Regions from separate parts of the Homo sapiens genome. Here region 1 is linked to region 2. Evidence: read pairs that join two places in POLR2A ChIA-PET (ENCODE). Cell type or tissue: Panc1. All regions are shown on one strand. Each heading gives the region's core, and the rest is flanking DNA. Links, peaks and the distances in the headings are about the cores only.

Evidence for each region. ChIA-PET counts read pairs that join two places held together with the same protein. Peaks named below come from ENCODE experiments on the same cell type or tissue, not always from the same donor. Only the 100,000 strongest peaks of a DNase experiment are listed, where the experiment ranks them.
Region 1: POLR2A ChIA-PET joins it to region 2 with 28 read pairs; 3 of 35 experiments call an interaction of 5 or more read pairs at or near these places.

The regions. Positions count from the first base shown.
Region 1 is chr20:51,748,113-51,756,447 of GRCh38, reverse strand. The region is part of intron 1 of ATP9A (ATPase phospholipid transporting 9A (putative)); the gene reads left to right. Among named protein-coding and RNA genes, the nearest start is that of ATP9A, 16 kb to the left of the region's middle. RefSeq lists enhancers at 6,192-6,241, 5,989-6,599. In Panc1, for the core only: no CTCF peak of the experiment used is centred there; DNase peaks (open chromatin) are centred at 3,967, 6,027 and 6,617; H3K4me3 peaks cover 1,445 bases; H3K27ac peaks cover 4,039 bases.
Region 2 is chr20:51,842,562-51,850,896 of GRCh38, reverse strand. LINC01429 (long intergenic non-protein coding RNA 1429) reads left to right here. Exons shown (of 3, transcript NR_110016.1): 2 at 8,148-8,212. Among named protein-coding and RNA genes, the nearest start is that of LINC01429, 16 kb to the left of the region's middle. RefSeq lists an enhancer at 3,918-4,418. In Panc1, for the core only: no CTCF peak of the experiment used is centred there; no DNase peak of the experiment used is centred there.

The DNA of each region.
Region 1 (8,335 bases), core at 54-8,053, 94 kb after region 2:
GTGGTGGCGTGCACCTGTAATCTCAGCTACTAGGAAGGCCGAGGCAGGAGAATTGCTTTAACCCAGGAAGCGGAGGTTGCAGTGAGCCAAGATCATGCCCCTGCACTCCAGCCTGGGCGACAGAGCGAGACTCCATCTCAAAAAGAAAGAAAGAAAGAAAAAAAAAAAAAGACAGAGACACCAGAGAAAAGACCGTGTGAGGACACAGGGGGAAGGTGGCTGTCTGCAAGCCAAGGAGAGAGGCCTCAGGAGAAACCAACCCTGCTGACACCTTGTTCTTGGATTTCTGGCCTCCAGGACTGTGAGAAAATAAGTTTCTGTTGTTTAAGCCATCCAGTCTATGATATTTTATTATGGCAGCCCAAGGAAACTAACGTAGAAAGCGTCTCATTTATTGCCATCTTGGCATGTGCAGTATCTCTTAGTGTTATTAAGCTTTTATTTGAAATTAATGTCATGAATAGTGCAGCTATGAACTTTTTTTTTTTTCTTTGAGATGGAGTCTCGCTCTGTCGCCCAGGCTGGAGTTCAGTGGCACGATCTCGGCTCACTGCAAGCTCCGCCTCCCAGGTTCACGCCATTCTCCTGCCTCAGCCTCCAGAGTAGCTGGGACTACAGGCGCCCACCACCACGCCTGGCTAATTTTTTGTATTTTTCATAGAGACGAGGTTTCACCTTGTTAGCCAGGATGGTCTTGATCTTGTGACCTGCCCGCCTCGGCCTCCCAAAGTGCTGGGATTACAGGCGTGAGCCACCGCGCCCGGCTGCTATGAACATTCTTGAACACATCATTCAGTATGTATTATGTGGCTTTGCTGGGCCCTAGGGTATATTTGTGTTTAGCTTTAGAAGAAAATGATAATTTTCCAAAGCAATTGTACTAATTTATACTTCCACCAAGCTGGTCAGTTGTTCCATGTCCTCATCAACACTTGGTATTGTCCGTCACCTTTTGTTTCAGCCATTCTGATAGGAGTATAATGGTATTATAAGAAATTTTTTTTTTTTTAATTGAGATGGAGTCTTGTTCTTTCACCCAGGCTGGAGTGCAGAGGCGCGTTCTTGGCTCCCTGCAACCTCCGCCTCCTGGGTTCAAGCGATTCTCCTGCCTCAGCCTCCTGGGTAGCTGGGATTACAGGCCCGTGGCACCACGCCAGCTAATTTTTGTATTTTTAGTGGAGACGGGGTTTTACCATGTTGGTCAGGCTGGTCTCGAACTCCTGACCTTGTGATCCGCCTGCCTTGGTCTCCCAAAGTGCTGGGATTACAGGCGTGAGCCATCACGCCCAGCCAATAAATTTATTTATTTATTACTTATTTTTTATTTTTTGAGACAGAGTCTCACTCTTTTGCCCAGGCTGGAGTGCAGTGGTGCAGTCTCGGCTCACTGCAGCCTCCGGCTCCTGGGTTCAAGCAATTCTTCTGCCTCAGCCTCCTGAGTAGTTGGGGTTACAGGTGTATGCCACCATACCTGGCTAATTTTTGTATTTTTTTTTTTTTAGTAGGGATGGGGTTTCACCATGTTGGACAGGCTGGTCTCAAACTCCTGATCTCAAGTGATCCACCTCGGCCTCCCAAAGTGCTGGGATTACAGGCATGGGCCACCATGCCCGGCTTATTTATGTATTTATTGAGACAGTGTCTCACTCTGTTGCCCAGGATGGAATGCAGTGGTGTGGTCTTGGCTCACTGCAACCTCTGCCTTCTGGGTTCAAGCAATTCTCATGCCTCAGCCTTCCTACTAGCTAGTATTACAGGCATGCACCACCATGCCCAGTGATTTTTTTTGTATTTTTAGTAGACACAGGGTTTAGCCATGTTGGCCAGGCTGGTCTCAAACCCCTGACCTCAGGTGATTTGTCCACTTTTGGCCTCTCAAAGTGCTGGGAATACAGGCCTGTGCCACCATGCCTGACCTAAGAAATTTATTCTTCTTTTTTTCCCGAGATGGAGTTTTGTTCTTGTTGCCCATGCCAGAGTGCAATGGCGCAATCTCAGCTCACCATAACCTCCGCCTCCTGGGTTCAAGCAATTCTCCTGCCTCAGCCTCCTGCGTAGCTGGGATTACAGGCATGCACCACCAGGCCTGGCTACTTTTTTGTATTTTTAGTAGAGACGGGGTTTCTCCATGTTGGTCAGGCTGGTCTTGAACTCCCGACCTCAGGTGATCCACCTGCCTTGGCCTCCCAAAGTGCTGGGATTACAAGCATGAGCCACCGCGCCCAGCGTTGGCTTCCTTTTCTGTATCTGAGATTGAGTTTTAGACATATAGGTTAGCCAAGTCACAGGAACACTGAGCTTAAATTGTCAAGTCAGGGTGGTCTGTCCTCCTGTGGGGCTCCAGGCTCCAGGGCCTGGCCAGGCACTCTCTTCTTGAATAGTTTATGTTATAAGGGGAGCAGTGAAAAAGTCTAATCTTTGTTTTCCTCTAATTGAAAAATGAGTACATATCTATGTAAAAAAAAATGAGAGAACAGGCCGGGCATGGTGGCTCGTGCCTGTAACCCAGCACTTTGGGAGGCTGAGGTGGGTGGATCACCTGAGGTCAGGAGTTCGAGTCCAGCCTGTCCAACATGGTGAAAACCTGTCTCTACTGGAAAAAAAAAAACCAAAATTAGCTGGGCATGGTGGCACATGCCTGTAATCCCAGCTACTTGGGAGGCTGAGTCAGGAGAATTGCTTGAACCTGGGAGGCGGAGGTTGCAGTGAGTCGAGATCGTGCCACTGCTCTCTAGCCTGGGTGACAGAGCGAGGCTCAGTCTCATTAAAAAAAAAAAAAAAGAAAGAAAAAGAAAAATGAGAGAACAGAGAAAACTGATAAAGGAAATGCTGGTATTATGTTATTTTTCCTTCAAAGACAATCACAATGAACACAAACCTTTTAGCAGATGATGTTTTCTTCCTGTTTGTTTCTGCGTGTACATTGTTTTATGACTAGGAACCATGTAGAACGTGGGTTTGTTGTTGTTGTTGTTGTTGTTGTTGTTGTTGTTTTTTGAGACGGAGTCTCACTCTGTTGCCCAGGCTGGATTGCAATGGCATGATTTCGGCTCACTGCAACCTCCGCCTTCCGAGTTCAAGTGATTCTCCTGCCTCCGCCTCTGCCTCCCAAGTAGCTAGGACTACAGGTGCACACCACCACGCCCAGCTAATTTTTGTGTTTTTAATAGAGACAGGGTTTTGCCATATGCAAATGACATTTTGAATGACAGCATATTTCTTTGAATAGACATCTCTAATTTACTTAACCAGTGCCTTATAGTCTCACAAGTTGATTTGTATTTTATTTTCACTTTACAAGTAATGTTTTCTTTTTCTTTTCTTTCTTTCTTTCTTTTTTTTTTTGAGACAGAGTCTGGCTCTTGTTGCCCACGCTGGAGTGCAATGGCGCCATCCTGGCTCACTGCAACTTCTGCCTCCCAGGTTCAAGTGATTGTCCTGCCTCAGCCTCCCAAGTAGCTGGGATTACAGGCGTGCATAACCACCCCCAGCTATTTTTGTATTTTTAGTAGAGACAGGGTTTGACCATGTTGGCCAGGCTGGCCTCGAACTCCCAGCCTCAGGTGATCCACCCACCTTGGCCTCCCAAACTGCTGGGATTATAGGCATGAGACACTGTACCCGGCCACAGGTAATGTTTTCATTCTGAATCCTGGCCCTTCCTAAAGCAAACAAAGAGAAAGTAGAGAGAGGCACTGACTCCTGCCCGGGGCCTGAGAAGTCACCTAACTGGGATCGGATAAGCCTGACCAACAAAGAAGCACTCAAAAATGCAGTTTTGTGTGTGATACCACAGAAAACCAGTGCTTAAGAATCTTGGCCTTGTTTTTGGATATTTCAGAGAATTGCCGGCTGTTTGAAAGGGCATCCAGATCTCTACACACTCACAGAAAAGTTAACAGAGGTTTATAGCATGAAGACTAAAAATAGCTACTGTTGATTCATCCGTTTATTCACTCCATAAATATTTCCTGAGCACTTACTCTGTCTCTGGCAGTTTTAATATTAGGGATATAGTGGTCAACACGTGCGAGAGAAATCCCTGACAGTGTGGGGCTTCCGTTCTAGTGACACACAGTAGTTTTTCTTGTAAGAATTTTGTTAAACTCCGTTGGTGTCTTGGGTGCCAGCATCACTGTCTTAGGTATTTTAAGTGGATTGTCTTAATGGCATCGTCCAATACTAGGTACTGTCATTGTTTTATTTTCCAGGAAACGGAGGCTTAGCAGGGTTAATTAACTAGTCCAGGGTCCCACAGCTCGTAAGCTGCTGTCTCTTGTCTCCCAGGTCTCAGCTCAGCTGTGTCTTTGGGACATCTTTCCAGACCATTCACTCTGTAGGAGCCACCTACCGCTGAGTAGCATATATTTTTTTTTTCTTGTTTTTTTTTTTTTGTTGTTGTTCCTACCTTGCCCACCTACAAAATGTAGGCTCTGTGAGAGCAGTGCCCTCGTTTGTCTTGTGAGAATCCCAGTGCTTAGCACAAAGGCTGGCACCTAGTAGGTGCTCAGTAAATACTGGCTGCTTGATTAAATGAGCGAGTGAATAAAGAAGAGGAGCGGCCGGGCGCGGTGGCTCACGCCTATAATCCCAGCACTTTGGGAGGCCGAGGCGGGCGGATCACGAGGTCAGGAGATCGAGACCATCCTGGCTAACACGGTGAAACCCCGTCTCTACTAAAAATACAAAAAAATTAGCCGGGCGTGGTGGTGGGCGCCTGCAGTCCCAGCTACTCAGGAGGCTGAGGCAGGAGAATGGCGTGAACCCGGGAGGCGGAGCTTGCAGTGAGCCGAGATTGCGCCATTGCACTCCAGCCTGGGGAGAGCGAGACTCTGTCTCAAAACAAAACAAAACAAAAACAAAAAACAAACAAAAAGGAATAGGAGCAACAGGGCATGGTGGCTCATGCCTGTATCCCAGCATTTTGAGAGGCGGAGGTGGGAGGATTTCTTAAGCCCAGGAGTTCGAGACCAGCCTGGGCAACATAGGGAGACTCCATCTCTACCAAGAAAAATAAAAAATTAGCTGGGCATGGTATTGCATGTTTGTGGTCTCAGTTACTTGGGAGGCTGAAGTGGGAGGATCCCTTGAGTCCAGGGGTTTGAGGCTGCAGTGAGCCATGATCGCGTCACTGCACTCCAGCATGGGATGGAGTGTGACGCTGTCTCAAAAAAAAAAAAAAAAAACAAAAAAAACCCAGAAACGTTAAAAAATCTCAAGAGTTTTGCATTCCTAATTCATTGGGGGTATAAGTGGTGGCAGGGCCCACAATGGGCTTCAGTGAGGGTACATGTTGAGCACTGGAGCCAGAAGGAGGATAAACAATGGAATCCTCATCTGCAGAGAAAAAGGGAATTCTTCCTTCCTGATGCCCCTCCCTTCTTCCTTCCCTTCTTTATCCGCGTGACCCATGGCTGCAAGGAAGGAGCCACGTCCAGCCTCCTGCCTCTTGTTGGACGTAGAGCTCTTAGACCCCAATGTGTGTTGCTCATGGACGCTCCCATAGCAGTGCCAGCTGCCATAGCAGGCTTGGAGGGAGGAGGCAGGTGGGCTTGGCAGTGCCAGTGGGGACCCTTGGTGTGTCTCTGCTGGGTTCCTGCCATTTGGATTCCTCCCTAGGTTGCCATCTAGACAATTGAGAGGTGGCTCTCAGATTCTACAACGAGATGAGATTGCCAGACTCCAGCTAAGAGGGCTGGCTCCGGGGTCAGCCTGCTGGACTCACATCCTGGCTCTGTCCCTTATGGGCTGCAAGACCCTCTGAGGTGCAGTGTCCTCATCTACAAGAGGGCGAGGATAGAAGCCCTTGATGTAGGACAGTCGGGAGGAGCAAGGCAAGTCATTCGCGTTGAGGGCTTTGCCACAGCGCTTGGCACACACTCAGCACTTACTCATGTTTTTGCTTATTGTTTTGGTGTCTAGGAAATTGCCTTCCACTGGATTCTGTCCTGTTTTCTGGAATTTTTTGGGCTCGTGCTGTGTGGGGTTGCCAGCCAGGCTCTGTGGCCTAGGTCTGTGTTAGAACCTATGACCGAGTGTCTTGGGTAAACACAAATGCATGAGGTGAGGGAGGAGTGCTGGGCACTGGGGCATGTGAAAGGGCCCAGGAGAATGAGTCATCAGCCCACGCTTAGTGACGGAGCACGTTTGTGTGCCAGGCCTGGGGGAGGTGAATGGTGTCTGCTCTCTGACCTACAAGCTCATGGCAAGATCAGAGGCTGCAGACAGAGCTGTGTGCTGTTTGGGCAGCGGGGTGAGCTTTATTATTTTATTATTATTTTTATTTATTTTGGAGACGGAGTCTTGCTTTGTCACCCAGGCTGGAGTGCAAGTGGTGCGATCTCGGCTCACCGCAACCTCCGCCTCCCGGGTTGAAGCAATTCTCCCGCCTCAGCCTCCCAAGTAGCTGGGATTACAGGTGCCCACCACTATACCCAGCTAATTTTATTGGACTTTTTTTCTTTTTTTAAGTAGAGACAGGGTTTCACCATGTTGCCCAGGCTGGTCTCAAACTCCTGAGCTCAGGCCATCTGCCTATCTCCCAAAGTGCTGGGATTACAGGATGAGCCACTGCACCCGGCCTATTTTATTTTTAGATTAGAAAAAAGTGTACTGAGTCAGAGTCACATGGTTTAATACTTAAAAGCTACAGAGGTGTAGCCATTGCAAAGTCAGTTTCCCTCCCACTCTCTCTAGTCAGCTACCCTGTACCCTTCCCCAGGCAGCCAGTCTTACCATGTTCTTCTGTATTGTTCTAGAAATTTTTAAGCATTTATCAAAAAAACCATGCATCTTTATATAGATAAATAGACATAGATTTTTTGTTTTTATTCTATTATTAATATACCCTACACAGTACATGTATTGTTCACTTAACAGTACATTCTGGCCGGCAGTGGCTCACGCCTATAATCCCAGCACTTTGGGAGACCAAGGTGGGTGGATCACCTGGGGTCAGGAGTTTGAGACCAGCCTGGTCAACATGGTGAAACTGTCTCTACTACAAATAGCAAACTTAGCTGGGCATGGTGGTGGGCACCTGTAATCCCAGCTACTCGGAAGGCTGAGGAGGCAGAAGAATTGCTTGAATCCGGGAGGCGGAGGTTGCAGTGAGCCGAGATCGCACCACTGCACTCCAGCCTGGGTGACGGAGTGAGACTCCGTCTCAAAAAAAAAAAATTCTGAGCTCGTTCCGTGTCAGTATATAACAACCTTCTTCATTCCCTTTTTGAAATTATTTATTTATTTACTTATTTGAGATGTGGGGGCTGTGTTGCCTAGGCTGTCTCAAACTCCTGGGTTCAAGTGATTCTCCTGCCTCAGCGTCCCAAATAGCTGGGACTACAGGCACACACCATTGCACCTGGCCTTTGATCATTATTTTAATGCCTTTGTAGTATTAAATTGAATAGTACTGTAGTTTGTTTAGCCAGTCTACCACTGATGGTCATTTAGATTATTTTTCCATTTTATTTGTCTGTCTGTCTGTCTGTCTGTCTATCTATCTATCTATCTATCTATCTATCTATCTATCTATCTAATCTTTAGAGGCGCTGTCACCCAGGCTGGTCTTGATCTCTTGGCCTCAAGTGAACCTGGGCCTCCAAAGTGCTGGGATTATAGGCGTGAGCCACTGAGCTTGGTCAGTTATATTTATTTTTTCTAATGGTTTACTATTACTAGAAATGTCACACAAGTCTTTGTGCCCATGTTAGACTGCACGGAATATCTGGAAGGGGAATGGCTGAAGTGAAGGTACATTTGTAATTTTGATAGCATCGTCAAAATGTCCTCCCTGAGGTGATGCCATCTTGGATCCTTGCTGGCAGTGACAGCGCCTATTTGTCCATCCTTGCCATTATTAAGATTTTTGACTTTGGTCGTAAAAAAAAGATATCTTGGTGTGGTTTTAGTTTTGTATAATATTTAAAAATTGAATCAGTTGCCAACATTTTATAACTGAATATTTGCTTACAGAATGTCTTTGTCTTGCAGAATCAGATGGTCTAGGCTTGTGTAGGAACTGGACTGGCGGTGTGCCCCATCCCACTGGACCCTGTGTTTATTTTCATTCATTGTTTTTTCTCCTCCTCCCTCCTCTCTTCTTTCTTTCCTTCTCCACCTCCTTCTTTCTTCTTTTCTTCTTCTTCCATTTTTAAAAAATAAATAGAGATGGGATCTCACTATGTAACCCAAGCCGGTCTCACACTTTTGGCTGTAAGTGATCTTCCTGCCTCAGCCTTTCAAAGTGTTGGGATTACAGGCGTGAGCCACTGCACCTGGCCTATGTATTTTTTTATGTGGCTTGCTGGGCCCCTGTAGGTTTGAGTTTGCC
Region 2 (8,335 bases), core at 164-8,163:
TCAGTGGTCTTTAGTGTGCGCACAGTCATTGCAATGCTCACCATAATCTTTTTTTTTTTTTTTTTGAGATGGAGTTTCACACACTCTGTCACCCAGGCTGTAGTGCAGTGGCGCTATCTCAGCTCACTGCAACCTCTGCCTCCTGGGTTCAAGCGATTCTCCTGCCTCAGCCTCCCAAGTAGCTGGGATTACAGGCATGTGCCACCATTCCTGGCTAAGTTTGTAGTTTTAGTAGATATGGGGTTTTACAATGTTGGTCAGGCTAGTCTCGAATTCCTGACCTCAAGTGATCCACCTACCTCGGCCTCCCAAAGTGTTGGGATTACAGGCGTGAGCCACCATGCCCGGCCTCAAGTAAGAATTTTATTCTTTTCTCTTTTTTGCTGAATAGCTGAATATACTCTAAATTTTGAGACCACTGAATTTCAGGGCTTTTTTTTTTTTTTTTTTTTGAGACAGGGTCTCATTCTGTCACCCAAGCTGGTGTGCAGTGGCATGATCTCATGATCTCGGCTTACTGCAGCCTTGACCTCCTGGGCTCTGGTGATCCACCTCAGCCTCCTGAGTAGCTGGGACTACAGGCCCACAGTCACCACGCCTGGCTAACTTTTATCATTTTTGTAGAGATGGGGTTTCACCATGTGGCCCAGGCTGGTCTCAAACTTCTGGGCTCAAGCAATCCACCTGCCTCAGCCTCCCAGAGTGCTAGATTACAGGCATGAGCCACACACGAGTGCTAGATTACAGGCATGAGCCACACACTGGCCAGTTTGAGGTTTTGAAGCACTATCAGAGTATTTTGGTGTTTGTGGTTTTGTTTTTTAAAGAAATCCAGAATTTGAATAGAGTAGCCTGTGTTTGCACAGCCCCCAAGGTAGTCTCCTAAAGCCGGGAACATACATCTTCTTTTTTTTTTTTTTTTTTTTTTTTGAAACAAGGTCTCACTCTGTTGCCAGGGTGGAGTACAGTGGCGCCATCTTGGCCCACTGCAACCTCTGCCTCCCAGGTTCAAGTGATTCTCATGCCTCAGCCTCCTGAGTAGGTTGGGACTACAGGCTTGCGCCACCATACTCAGTAATTTTTGTATTTCTAGTAGAGACGGGGTTTCACCATGTTGGCTGGGCTGATCTGGATCTCCTGACCTCAAGTGATCTGCCTGCTTTGGCCTCCCAAAGTGCTGGGATTATAGGCAGGAGCCACCGCGCCCAACCTATAAGTCTTTTTAATAACCACTGTCCGGAGGGGACAACCACAGCTACCGTTGCTTTGTGCCACTTGCCTATGTCTTTCCAAATTTATCTTGTGGAACCCCCTCCATATGGGCGGTTACCACCCCTACTTGCCAGGAGGACATGGAGGCCCAGCCAGGTTAAGTCACTTATCCAAGTTCACTGGGACAACCAGAAGTTGCTCTGACTCTACAACCTACATTATTTAAGTTTGTGAAGTCTACAACCTTTCACCTTTGTCGAAAAGCTTGATGGATTTAATATGCTGGATGTATAAACATCTACATACACAGAAACATATGTATAGACATACATATGTAATATAATATAACAATATATGTCATACGTGATATAATATGGCAGAGTAACATAACAAAATTTGAGGAGTTGTTTATTTCACCCAGTCATCTAAGGTAAACAAGGAGACATTCATTGCAACATTCATTAAAACATTCATTGAAAAGTAATTATATAAACTTCCAAATCTAGGCCAGGTGCAGTGGGTGGCTTACACCTGCAATCCGAGCACTTTGGGAAGCCAAGGTGGGGGAGGATCACTTGAGGCCAGGAGTTTGAGAGCAGGCTGGGCAACATAGCAAGACCCTATCTCTAAAAAATATTTTAAAATTAGCCAAGTGCAATGGTGCCTGTCGTCCTAGCTACTCAGGAGGCTGGGACGGGAGAATCACTTGAACCTGGGAGGTCGAGGCTGCAGTGAGCCATGGTTGTGCCACTACACTCCAGCCTGGGCGACACAGTGAGACCCTATCTCATAAATAAATAACAAATAAGAAATATCCAAATGTCCTGGACAAGAGGCAGAGACTTCTCTTGACCCAATAACGGATCCAGAAGAAAATAGCGGAAGCTTCCTATTTTGAAAAATGGGTGGGACTCCAAGTGATATGAAACCTTTCACGTATTCATGAATGCTAACTGGAAAGATAGTTGGGAACATTCCAGAAGGTTATTCCTTCCCTCTTTCTCTCTCTCTTTTTCTCTCTGTCTCTTCTTCTCCCTCTCTCCTTGGGAGATCTTTGATAACCATCTTGGCCTTTGGAAACCTCTTTTATTAAGCCATCCTATTGTATGCTAAGTTATGGTGGCTGAGACTGATCCCTTCACAAAAGTCCTTTGTTTGGGGATTCTCTCAATAAGCTGGGACTCAGTGAATTATGCTTCTTCTTGGAAGCCTTTCTTAGCCGATTGTATTTACCTAAGGAAGCATTATTTTCTGTCTTGTTTTATTTTCCTCTTTTTCTCAAGCGTAATTCAGATATCAGGAAAGCATGAGAGAGATAAAGAAATTACCAACTAACAAGGAGTTTCTGCCTTCTAAGCTTTGAAAATGGTAGAGATTTTTTGTAACAAGCATGTATCACTTACAGAACTTTTTGAAAAATTGTATTTCTTCGGTACCGGGACCTTGTACCAGGAAAGATGTTTCTCCCCCAGCCCTGGAGATGACATGAGATGTTCTCATTCTGACATATTTCCCCTTGTCTGCTGTTCCTAGTCACTTTCATTGTTATTTAGTTTTACTTCAATATTCAGGGGTGGGAAGAAGGAAGAATAAACAGCTCTTTCCTATTCATTATTTTCATCCTAGAATAAGATCTTCATTATTGTAAAAATTAAAAAAAAAGGGGGAGTGCTTTAAAAGTAAAATTAAATTGGTTTTTAGTTTTAGTTTTGGTGCTGTCTTTAAAGAGAACTGGTGGGAACTTTAAGAAAAAAAAAAAAGCCGAGCCACATCAAATGAGAGCAGCAAAGGACGAAATGGCAATAAAGGAAGCATGGGGTGTGTGGGGGGTGTCCCCTCAGGATGGAGAATGTCCCTCTCCTTCCTTGAAAGGCAGCCTTCTTTTCATGGGAAACCAAGCCCCTGTGTTATTGGGCTCACAATGAGTTCTCCAGATGTAGTTCCCAGGAGTAAGGATTCTCAGAGAAATAAAAGAATCCTAGAAGCTTCTGTTTGTTTGTTTTGTTCTTGTTTTAGTAAGATTTTGAATAGGTAATGCATCCAAGTGCTTCAAATAATCACCAAGTTTAACAAATGGTGAAAAGTCTCTTAACCACTGTCCCACAGCCACCCATTTGTTCCCCTTCTCATAGTCAACCACTACTCCTTTATGTTGTATAATATGATACTCAGAGCTACATTGTGCATATACAACCAAATATAAATATGTATTCCACTCCCCGCTCCCTTTCTACACAATTGTCAACATATCATCCAGATGGCTCAGCCCCTTTGTCCTTGCATGAACCATTGCTCTTGGCCATTGTTCCATCTCAACACATATAGAGCTTGATCTTGTTTTTTTTTTTTTTTTTTTTTTGAAACAAGAGTATCGCTCTGTCACCCAGGCTGGAGTGCAGTGGCGCGATCTCGGCTCACTGCAACCTCCATCTCCCAGGTTTAAGTGATTCTCCTGAGTCAGCCTCCTGAGTAGCTGGGATTACAGATGTGTGCCACCACCCCCGGCTAATTTTTGTGTTTTTAGTAGAGACAGGGTTTCACCATGTTGGCCAGGCTGGTCTCAAACTCCTGACCTCAGGTGATCCTCCCACCTCAGCGTCCCAAAGTGCTGGGATTACAGGCACGAGCCACCACGCCCAGCCCTTTGATCTCTCTTTTCTATGACTGTATAGTGTTACGCTGTAAATGTCCTTTATTCTATTTAACCAATTCCCAAATGATGGGCCTTTATTGTTTTTGAGACAGTCTTTCTCTGTCACCCAGGCTGGAGTGCTGTGATGCGATCTTGGATCACTGCAACCTCCACCTCCCAGGTTCAAGCGATTCTCCTCTCTCAGCCTCCCAAGTAGCTGGGATTACAGGCACGCGCTACCACACCCAGCTACTTTTTGTGTCTTTAGTAGAGACGGGGTTTCACCATGTTGGCCAGGCTGGTATCAAACTCCTGACCTCAAGTGATCCGCCTGCCTGGGCCTCCCAAAGTGCTGGGATTACAGGCGTGAGCCACCGTGCCCGGGCTATGATGGGCCTTTAAGTTGTCTTCAATATTGGGCTATTACAAACAGTGCTCCTGTGAATTATCTCGGTTGCACATCATTTCTCACATGTGTGAGTAATTCTGAGGGCACCTCCCCCCAGGAGGAATTGGTAGGTCAAAGAGAGGAGGGACTTGAGATGTCCGTGTTATTTGTAAGATTAGTTTTTTAGGTCCTCAGCTTTATACTATCTTAATATTTAAATTTAAATTACCCAAGTAATGCATTAAGCAGTTCTGTCTGGCCGGGCGCGGTGGCTCACACCTGTAATCCCAGCACTTTGGGAGGCAGACGCGGGCAGATCATGAGGTTAGGAGATGGAGACCATCCTGGCAAACACGGTGAAACCCCGTCTCTACTGAAAAATACAAAAAAAATTAGCCAGGCGTGGTGGCGGGCGCCTAGATCAGTAAATCTAGGTTATCTGGTATATCTGGTAAAATGTGAAAGCCCCCTTTGAATTTCCCACTTACTATTCACCACCACATTCACCTTGAAATCCAAACTTCTCAAAATTAACCACCGTGAGCAGTTTAGTCCAGACTTTTCTATGCATTTATATTTCTATTCATATACACATATCTATGTATGTCTAGGATAATAGATATATTAGATACATAGATAATATATTTATCTACATATATAACACACACAAGTGTTTGTGTGTGTGTAGAAATATAAATATAGACTGGGTGTGGTGGCTCACGCCTATAATCCCAGCCCTTTGGGAGGCTGAGGTGGAAGGATTGCTTGAGTCCAGGAGTTTGAGACCAGCCTGGGCCATATAGTGAGACCTTGTATCTAGAAAAAATAAAAAATAAATAAAAATAAAAATAAAAAGGAAGAAAAGAAAGAAAAAAATTAGCTGGGTATGATAGCATGCACCTACAGTCCCAGCTGCTTGGGAGGCTGAGACGGGAGGATTGCGTGAGCCCAGGAGGCTGTGGTGGACTGTGATCTCCAGCCTGGGTGACAGAGTGAGAACCTGTCTTAAAAAGAAAAGAAAAGAAAAAGAACTGTTAACAGCAGTGCTTGTCAGACTTCAATGTGCTGAAGAATCAGCTGTTGATTTTGTTAAAATGATTCAGTGGGTCTTGGGTAGGATCTGAGATTCCCCATTTCTTTTTTTTTTTTTTTTTTTTGAGATGGAGTCTCGCTGTCGCCCAGGCTGGAGTGCAGGGGCACGATCTCGGCTCACCGCAAGCTCCGCCTCCCGGGTTCACGCCATTCTCCTGCCTCAGCCTCCCGAGTAGCTGGGACTGCAGGCACCCGCCACCACGCCCGGCTAATTTTTTGTATTTTTAGTAGAGACGGGGTTTCACCGTGTTAGCCAGGACGGTCTTGATCTCCTGACCTCATGATCCACGCGCCTCGGCCTCTCAAAGTGCTGGGATTTACAGGCGTGAGCCACTGCGCCCGGGCGAGATTCCCCATTTTTAGCAAGCTCCACTGTGATGCCAATGCTGCTGAATTTGGAGTGATTTTCAGTTTTAGCTTTTGTCACTGCTTTGTTTTGTTTTTACATAAACGAGATCATATCTACTTATTGCTCTGCAACTCACTTTTTTTCGGTAACGGTCATTCTGGAAAATAATATGGATGTGGCTTTGCAAGTCTAAGGAGTCTGTGTGTGCCTGCAGAGCTATAAACTTTTATGAAGGAAAAATCACTTTAATCGATTTTCAACCTGAATCTCTAAATCAACTTTAGAGGACCAATGGTGGTATTTGAAACAGTTTTTATTTGCTAATGAAATTAAGCTTCAAATGACATGAAAATTGTTTCTGATCAGCTCATTATCCTACCCTGACACTGAGCAATAGTGTGTCTTTTGAGAATGTAACAGACATGAAGACAGAAGAGATGAGATTCAGGTTTCTCGACATAATTAATTTCATTGGCAAAAAAAGGAAAAGTTTCCTCTGGATTGATTTACAAAGGGTGTTTCGTTTTGTTTTTATGTATATATTTTTGAGACAGAGTTTCTTTCTTGTCGCCCAGGCTGGAGTGCAATGGCACGATCTGGGCTCACTGCAACTTCTGCCTCCCGGGTTCAAGCAATTCTCCTGTCTCAGCCTCCCGAGTAGCTGGGATTACAGGCACATGCCACCATGCCCGGGTAATTTTTGTACTTTTTTTTTTTTTGAGACAGCTTCTTGCTTTTGTCCCCCAAGCTGGAGTGCAATGGCGCAATCTCGGCTCACTGCAACCTCCCCTTTCCGGGTTCAAGCAATTCTCCTGCCTCAGCCCCCCACCCACCCAGTAGCTGGGATTTCAGGCGCCTGCCACCACGACTGGCTAATTTTTTTGTATTTTTAGTAGAGATGGGGTTTCACCATGTTGGCCAGGCTGGTCCTGAACTCCTGACCTCAGGTGATCCACCCGCCTCAGCCCCCCAAAGTGCTGGGATTACAGGCGTGAGCCACCGTGCCCGGCCAATTTTTGTATTTTCAGTAGAGACGGGGTTTCATCATATTGGTCAGGCTGGTCTCAAACTCCTGACCTCAGGTGATCTGCCTGCCTCGGCCTCCCAAAGTGCTGGGATTACAGGTGTGAGCCACCATGCCCGGCCATTACAAAGGGCATTTTAATTAGCATAGAGAAAAACAAATAGGAACACAAAGTTCTGTCTTCAATGTAGATACTTCAATGTTGTTTCTTGCCTGTGCAAGGGAGGGAAGGATGGTTTGAATTTATGAAGATCACCTGAGGATCTACTGTTGCTCTATTTGCTCGAGCAGGAGGTCAGGGACCCCTCACTCTGCTCCTTATCCCTCATGCACTCCATCACCAAATCTCCAAGTACATCATGAGTCCATTTGTTTGCACCTTGCTACCACCCCACTATCCCGATCGTCCATCACCTGTAGACGGGCAGGAGCTTCCTCACTGGTCTTCCCATGCACTCTCACCTCCCTCCAGTGAGTTCTGCAACTGTAGCCGGCCGCGACTGCATTGCACCCAAACTGAATCCCATGAATGCTCAGAGTAAGACCCCATGGATGCCCGCCATCACCTGCCTCTGATCCATCTCAAGGTCTTTCCCAAGTGAGCCTCTGGCTTCCTCTCCAGTGTCACTGCTCAACCCTCTGCCCAGAGGCTATCTCTGCCCACTTTACCCAGTTGCCCCATCCTACAGGTTTCAGCTCCAAGGTCCCTTCCTCAGAGAAGCCCTCCTGGACCAGTTCCAACTCCTGGTGGCGGTGCCTGGCACTTTTTCTCCATATCCATTATCATACTGTGCAATAAGATCTTTCTGCGTACTTGGGGGTGATTATTTAACTGATGTCCACCTCCCTCCACTAGACTGTGTGCTAAATGAAGATGGGTAGGTACCATGTCTGTTTTTGCTTATTGTTGCATTCCAGTGCCAATCACAGGGCCTGGCATATAATAGGCAGTCCAGTAATAATCTGGTTATTTGAAAGAGCACAGGAAGGAAGACCCAGGGCATATTGGCTGTTGTTGCTGACACTGGTGCTGAAGGGCTTTGGTGAGGATGCTTAGGGAGGAAGTGATGAATCAGAGCAGATTGGGTTGGGATGGCAGAAAGGATCAGAAAGCTAAGCTAGACCCATTCTTTGCAGCTGGGCCAGAGGGTAGGACGGTGAGTAATGATAGCACTTCGGGGGTCACCTCGGGGATGATAGTCTTGTCAAGTCTTATACGTGACAGGGAGAAGCAATGGCTAATACATCTATATATCGATAATATGAATAAATAATTTTAGAAGTGTCTTCATGCACAAACCAATGATGAAAGCAGGCCATGAATGGAGACACATGATCAGTTTCACTGTGTGTCCTAAAACACATTATTTTTAGGAGTTTCCTAAAAATAAACCCCAAGGCTCAGTGACCAAACGTCAATGATGATAACAACGAGCGTTTTCCTTCCTAGGGTGGAACATCTTTTGAAGAGCTCAGACCCTGGACCCCTGATCTTAATGAGCTTTGCAGCCTTCAGTAAGTCGCCAACATATATCTGTACCTCTGAGCTCAACCAACCTTAAGTAATGTGTGGAGTGCTAGAGTACACCCTTGCAGGAGTCTCTCGGACCCACGCCAGATCTGAATCTTGTCTTGGCC